2 separate regions of the Homo sapiens genome follow, and region 1 is linked to region 2. The links are chromatin contacts, found by Hi-C or POLR2A ChIA-PET in ENCODE. All regions are on one chromosome and are shown on one strand. The core of a region is the stretch at or near the end of the contact, and the rest is flanking DNA. Distances in the headings are between cores, read along the strand shown. Region 1 holds the start of CDH2-AS1 (CDH2 antisense RNA 1). Region 2 has its middle 82 kb from the start of CDH2-AS1.

The links. Hi-C counts contacts between places; a loop is a spot of excess contacts on that map. ChIA-PET counts read pairs that join two places held with the same protein, here RNA polymerase II (POLR2A). Pooled maps may share reads with other maps.
Region 1: a loop to region 2 is called in a pooled map, with 2.0 times the contacts of the local background. The contact joins the promoter of CDH2-AS1 here to the enhancer-like site in region 2. A Hi-C loop is called at or near these places in 1 of 168 maps with a recorded cell type or tissue (PC-3) and 1 of 50 pooled maps. POLR2A ChIA-PET finds 5 or more read pairs at or near these places in 2 of 52 experiments (HEK293 and WTC11).

Annotation. Positions count from the first base shown.
Region 1 is chr18:27,920,098-27,923,389 of GRCh38, forward strand. It overlaps CDH2-AS1 (CDH2 antisense RNA 1), which reads left to right and starts at 1,497. Exons shown (of 4, transcript NR_199051.1): 1 at 1,497-1,651. RefSeq lists enhancers at 844-3,292, 1,180-2,379.
Region 2 is chr18:27,837,960-27,840,951 of GRCh38, forward strand. No RefSeq gene overlaps it. Among named protein-coding and RNA genes, the nearest start is that of CDH2-AS1, 82 kb to the right of the region's middle. Within about 2 kb of position 1,337, at least 2 of the 41 ENCODE cell types and tissues checked have a DNase peak (open chromatin) inside an H3K27ac peak, as active enhancers do.

The DNA.
Region 1 (3,292 bases), core at 247-2,746, 82 kb after region 2:
ATTAAATCATGCAAATATTGATCCAGTTAAATTTGCCATGGGTAAGCCTTATTATCAATCAAAATTTTTATATCAAATAGCAAAGAACTATAGAAAAGCCAAAATTATATATATATATAAAGAAATGAATGATATATATATATATATGTATATATATATCAGGGTATATATATATGTATATATATATCAGGGTATATATATATGTATATATATATCAGGGTATATATATATGTATATATATATCAGGGTATATATATATATATCAGGGGAACAGTAATAATAAAGAAAAACATATTTTATTTCACTTTTATTACTTGTGTTGGTAATTGACTCATAGTTTTGCTTTTGACTAATTATGCTTAAAATTTCAGACTCCTTCCCAGATGATTAGCATTCGTAGATAATGCGATACTCTCAAAAAACTAACATATTGCTTAAATAAGATGCACACAATTTTAGTCAACGTGCATATAACTAAATGCACAAAATGGACCACAGAATATCCACGAGCAACACAATGGCTCATGGCTCTGGATGTCCCTAGAAAATGACTACACATGAGTTCATGGATCAAAGTAATTGATGACAGTTTTATCACTGAAGTTATTCCTTGAGGAATTTAATACTGATTGATGTAGGCAAACATGTTTAATTCCACAAGTTTGAATGAATGCAAGTCTGAATTTTCTTTGTAAGTTTTTTTCTTCAATAATATGGTTTCCAAAAGCAAAGTCTCCATTGAAAAGTTTGCATTAAAGCAAACTCACAAAAAAACTCTTCCACAAGAAAAGTACAATTAGCCATGAATTTGCTTTATATTGTTTTCATTATTTAGGACATTATTCCAAGAGAGTTGATTGCTTTTAAGTCTACCAAATTATACACGCCCGTGTGAGTACAGACTGCATTAAAGCAGTCCTCTTTAGAGGTCACATTTCCCATTGATGCTGACCCTTCATCAAATGCTTTTGGAGTTCCTCTTTTGGAATTGTACTCAGAGCTTACAACACATTCAGGAAAATCCTCAGAGAATAACCTTAGTTCTTTGACAGTGGGTTTGATTTTCAAAAAGAAAGTTACGTAGCATTTGGTATAGTGATTAAAATGGGTGCTGAATCTGGTTAATGGAATTCTGAGCTAAACATGAGGCATGATTACAAATGATTGCTACTGCTCCACAGGACATTTAAGAAGGACTTTGCACCAATGGGACCTTTGTTAAAATGAGCATATAAACTTCCAAAGAACCTATCTTGAGGGACAATATTCATTTGTCTGCATAAGTTATGGCATTGACATTTTAACAAACAACACTTTATAATTCCTAGCAGTACAACGTTGAAGGCTGGTTAAGGTTTGCTGTCCCGAATGTGTCTCTGAGAGCCATTCTGTTTCTGCTAAGCTAGGGCTCTTTTCTGAGTCCTCTCAGCCACAGGGCGGGGCCGAGCCTCACGGTAGGCCCGCCTTTTTCAGCACCATCTCCCAAAATCTGCCCTGAGTTCCCACCTTTCTTCTAGCCTGCGTGGAAGGCTTCCTATGAAAGCTTCCCCTTTCTTCACACAGCCAGCAGCCTAGAGGCAGCAGGAAATCAAGACTGCTTCAAACAGGTGAAGAAGATGGCCGTGAAAGCCACAAGGTCATCCCCCTGAAGGTACTAATTTGTTGAAATTTTACTAAAATGAAATGGCTAACAAGTTCACTAAAGAAGACGTATAGCTGAGAGTCAACAGGAGCAGAGCCAGTGCTACTTTCACCCAAATAAACAAATGATATGCACACACCCCTCAGTTTCAGTAAAGAATCGGTTGGCAGAAGCTTTTCCTCTCCTGCCCTGACGGCGAGTTTTCTCCATAACTTGCTCCCGGGGTTCCCCTGCGGGTGTCCTCTCCCATCCAGACTGGCTGGCCATTCCCGGGACTAGACGGTGCTTAGGGCGATCGGGAGCTCTGATCCGGCCTGATTTTTCTGATCATCAGCTTCCTTTCTTTTTCATACTCTGATTCTAAAGATAAAGATAGAGCCAGTTTCTCCCCCTTTGGTGTTTCAAATTCCTTTCTCATGACTCTTCAGGCAGTACAGTGAAGAGATTAAGTGCACGACGTGGAATTCCGGCCTGTCTCCTTAATAGCCTTACGATCTACCTCACGGAAGTGTTATGAGGGTGGAATGAGTTAGTGCACATAAAGCCTGTAGCATGGTGCTTGGCCCAGAATAGGCCCTCAGCGAATGTTAGTTATTATGGTGATGATTAATACTTCAGTTTCTCTGTGCTCAGCAAACACCACCTCCCTGTGTGGGCACTGCATAATCCCCTCGCCACATATATTCAAGGTCCTACCCCTGTCTGCTTATGCTATGGTCTCTAAGGAGGAGCAATGGGGGATGCCTGTCACCTTCCAAGACTTTTATCTGAAACAGGCTTTATCTCGTTCTCTTTGGAGATTTTTCCCCGAGGCTCTTTTGTCCCCTATTTCAGAGCTTATTTTGCCTCCCTTTTGTGTTACATTTGCTTCTATAGGGGGGTAGAGTTGCCCTATTTACAAGAGTAGCTATCACCATGGTAACTTGGTATTTTGATACAGGCATGAAGCATTTCTGAGGGAAAAATAGGTCCCTTATTTTTCAGCTTTGGCATGTAGATGTATGGGAATCAAAATACTTGCCCAACATTATATATCTGGTTCAAATGTCAAAGCAAAGAAGCAAGTTTTGTGGATATTTTAAATAAGTATTGAGCAACCACAGCATGGTATCAATTGGGCAGAACATTCTCACAATTAATTCCTGCCGCTTAGGCATGAATGCCTGAAGGCAGCGTGGCGTATACTTTGGTGAACTCGTTCTCTGAATGAAAAAAATAATGGTACACATGGTTGGACAATAAAACATTGTGTTCACTCACATTGCAAAACGTGTCAGAGATGCCAGGTTGGAGTTTCTGAAATATTTTGATTGTTTTTTGAGAACAAACAAGACAGAACATTCTAAAATCAGCCTGCTGTTTAATGATCAGGGGAATGTGTTTACTGTATATGTCACTTACTTATACACTGGGCATGGAGTAAGGGAAAGACTGGTATTGGGTGTTGAGTGCCTACTGTGGGCCAGGTTCCCTGCTATGAGCTGCTAACATAGATGAATGAACTGTAATTCCTACCTTTGAGACTTTGCATTTGGTGAGGAAACAAATAATTATAATACAGTGTAATGTGTCTTGATAAAGATAGCTACAGAAATGATATGAGGGACAAGGAGGAAATAAGGCCTCATAGAGATGTACTCTGAACTGTTT
Region 2 (2,992 bases), core at 87-2,586:
ATTATAGGCACAAAGGGGGAAGTGTTACTTGGGTTCCATGCATCACTTACTGCATCTCTCCAGGAGATTCGGCATCTGCCATCCAGGTGCTGGCTTGATCTGCACTCTTTTTCTTTATAAGATCCAGTGAGATTATAGCCAAACTGATATGACTGCAGGGTCCCTAAACCCCTTGGCACACAACACTTGGATGTGTCTTTTTCAGCAGATATGATCAGCTTAACATCTGGTGGTTTCCCTCATTCTGTATTCATGCTTAGAGGCCAGAGTGAGCCAAGGTGATATGATTCTCTTAATGCTTATGTGATTTTGTTTGAATTTAGAGGAGGGCCAGAAACCAGAGCCCATTACTTTGCCTATATGATGATGTAATTAAGTACAAATTGGAAAAGGTAGTTGGCTTGCCTGTTGGTTGGCCCCCAACCAACCAGTGTGACTGATAAGTGTGACTAAGAAAAATAATTTTGGTAATGCCTCATCTCACCACCTGGCTGAATCACAAAGTTTAGAAAGCCTGAGACTAGCTGCCTGGTTGATGGTTTGTACCAATGTGCTGTGCATCTACCACTGAGATGCTTGGAGACCTCTAGTTTCAGATCAGTGCTAATGGCCTCAAGCCTAGGAATAAGCTGATTAAGGAGTTCCAAAGGTTAGAGCAGAAGAAAAACTAATCACCCTCAGGAAGGTAGTGGTGTGAAAAGCCAGCAACTACATATGAATGGTGCAAGCATTGCTGTTTTTTCAGGACTGTTCAAAGCAGCAAATGATAGTTAAGCATCATTCCTATCTGGGCAGTATCACTCTGTTGGTCACAGCATGTCCTTGAAAAGGTAGAGAGATCTTGGTTCACTATCTGAGCAAGACAAATTCATTCCATGGCCAAGGCAAGATGTTAAATAGTAATTGTGTGCCCAACTCTCTAACACACACTGGATGCTTTTCAAATGACCTTGTAGATGGAAAGACTTTCCCCTTTGGCTTCATATACAAGGAAACAGCCCTGTGTTACAGACTGAATGTTTGTGTCCCTCCCAAAATTCATATGTTGAAATCCAATCCATATAGTGATGGTATTTGGAGGTGAGGCCTTTGGAGCTAATTAGGTCATGAGTTTGAGGCCCTCATGAATGATATCAGTGGTCTTACAGAGAGAGCTCACTTTCTCTCTCTTTCCACCATAACAGGATGCAACACAGATCAGGAGTCTGAATCTCAAAAGAGAGCCCTCACCAGAACTCCACCATGCTAGCACCTTGATCTCAGGCTTCCAGCCTTCAGAACTGTGAGAAATACATTTCTGTTTGTTTTGATAAGACACCCAGTCTGTAGCACCTTGTTACAGCAGCCTGAGTGACTAAGACATCCTGCATGCAGCTGCCCGTTTGCTTTTTGAGTCACATAGGCCTATAAATAGGAGAAATAAGGGCTACTGCTAGCTCCTGAGGATATACATGCATACCATGCATACCATTTTATTGTGCTTCACTTTATTGTGCCCCACAGATGTATTTTTTAGAAATTGGCGTTTGTAGCAACACTGCATTGAGCATGTCTATCAAAGCATTTTCCCAATAGCAAGTACTTGCTTCATGTTTCTGTGGCTTTGCCATTATTTATTATATCTGTTATGGTGATCTACAAATCAGTGATCTTTGATGCTACTCTTGTAATTGTTTTGGGATATCATGAACTGCGCCCACGTAAGATGGCAAACTTAATGGATAATGGTTGTGTATATTCTGACAATTCTACCACCAGCTAATCTCCCATCTCTCTCCCTCTCTTTGGGCCATGATGTTTGCTGAGACACAACAATATTGAAATTAGGCCAGGTAATAACCCTACAATGGCCTGTAAGTGTTCAAGTGATAGGTAAAGTCATACATCTCTCACTTTAAATTAAAAATTGAAAACTAGAAATGATTATGTTTAGTGAGGAAGGCATGTTGGAAGCCAAGACAGACTGAAAGCTAGGCTTCTTGTGACAAAGAGAAAGGCAAGTTGTGAATGCAAAGAAAAAATTTTTGAAGGGAAGTAAAAGTGCTACCCTAATGAATACATGATTATATGAAAGCAAAACAGCTTGTTGCTAATATGGAGAAAGTTTGTGTGGTCTGGATAGAAGATCAAACCAGCCTCAACATTCCCTTAAGTCAAAGCCTAATCCAGAGTAAGGCCCTAATTATCTTCAATTCTATAAAGGCTGACAGGGGTAAGGAAGCTGCAGAGGAAAAGTGTGAAGCTAGCAGAAGTTGGTTCCTGAGGTTTAAGGAAAGAAGCTTCTTCATAGCAAAAGTTCAATGTGAAACAGCAAGTGTTGAGGTAGAAGTTGCAGTAAGTTATCCAAGAAGATCTAGCTAGGATAATTGATGAACGTGGCTATACTAAACAACAGATTTTCAATAGAGACAAAACAGCCTTGTCCAAGAAGAACGTGCCATCTAGGACTTTCATAGCTGTAGAAGACAAGTCAATTCCTGGCTTGAAAGCTTCAAAGGACAGGCTGCTCTCTTGTTAGTGGCTAATAGAGCTGGTGACTTAGTTGAAGTCAATGCTTATTTACCATTCCAAAAACCTAGAGTGCTTAAGAATTATACTAAATCTGTCTGCCTACACTTTAGAAATGGAACCATAAAGCCTGTTTACAGCATATCTATTTACAGCATGGTTTACTGAATGTGTTAAACCCACTGCTGAGACCTACTGCTGAGAAAAAAAATTCTTTCAAAATATTACTGGTCATTGACAATGTACCTGGTTATCCCAGATCTCTGATAGAGCTGCACAAGGAGATTGATGTTGTTTCCGTGCCTGCTGACACATCCATTCTGAAGCCCATGAATCCCTAAGGAGTAATTTTGACTTTTAAATATTATTATTTAAGAAATGTAAGGCCAGGTGCGATGGCTTATGCCTGTAATTCTAGTACTTTGGGAGGCTGAGGTTGATGGATTGCTTGAGCCCAGGAGTTCAAGACTAGCCTGGGCAAAAT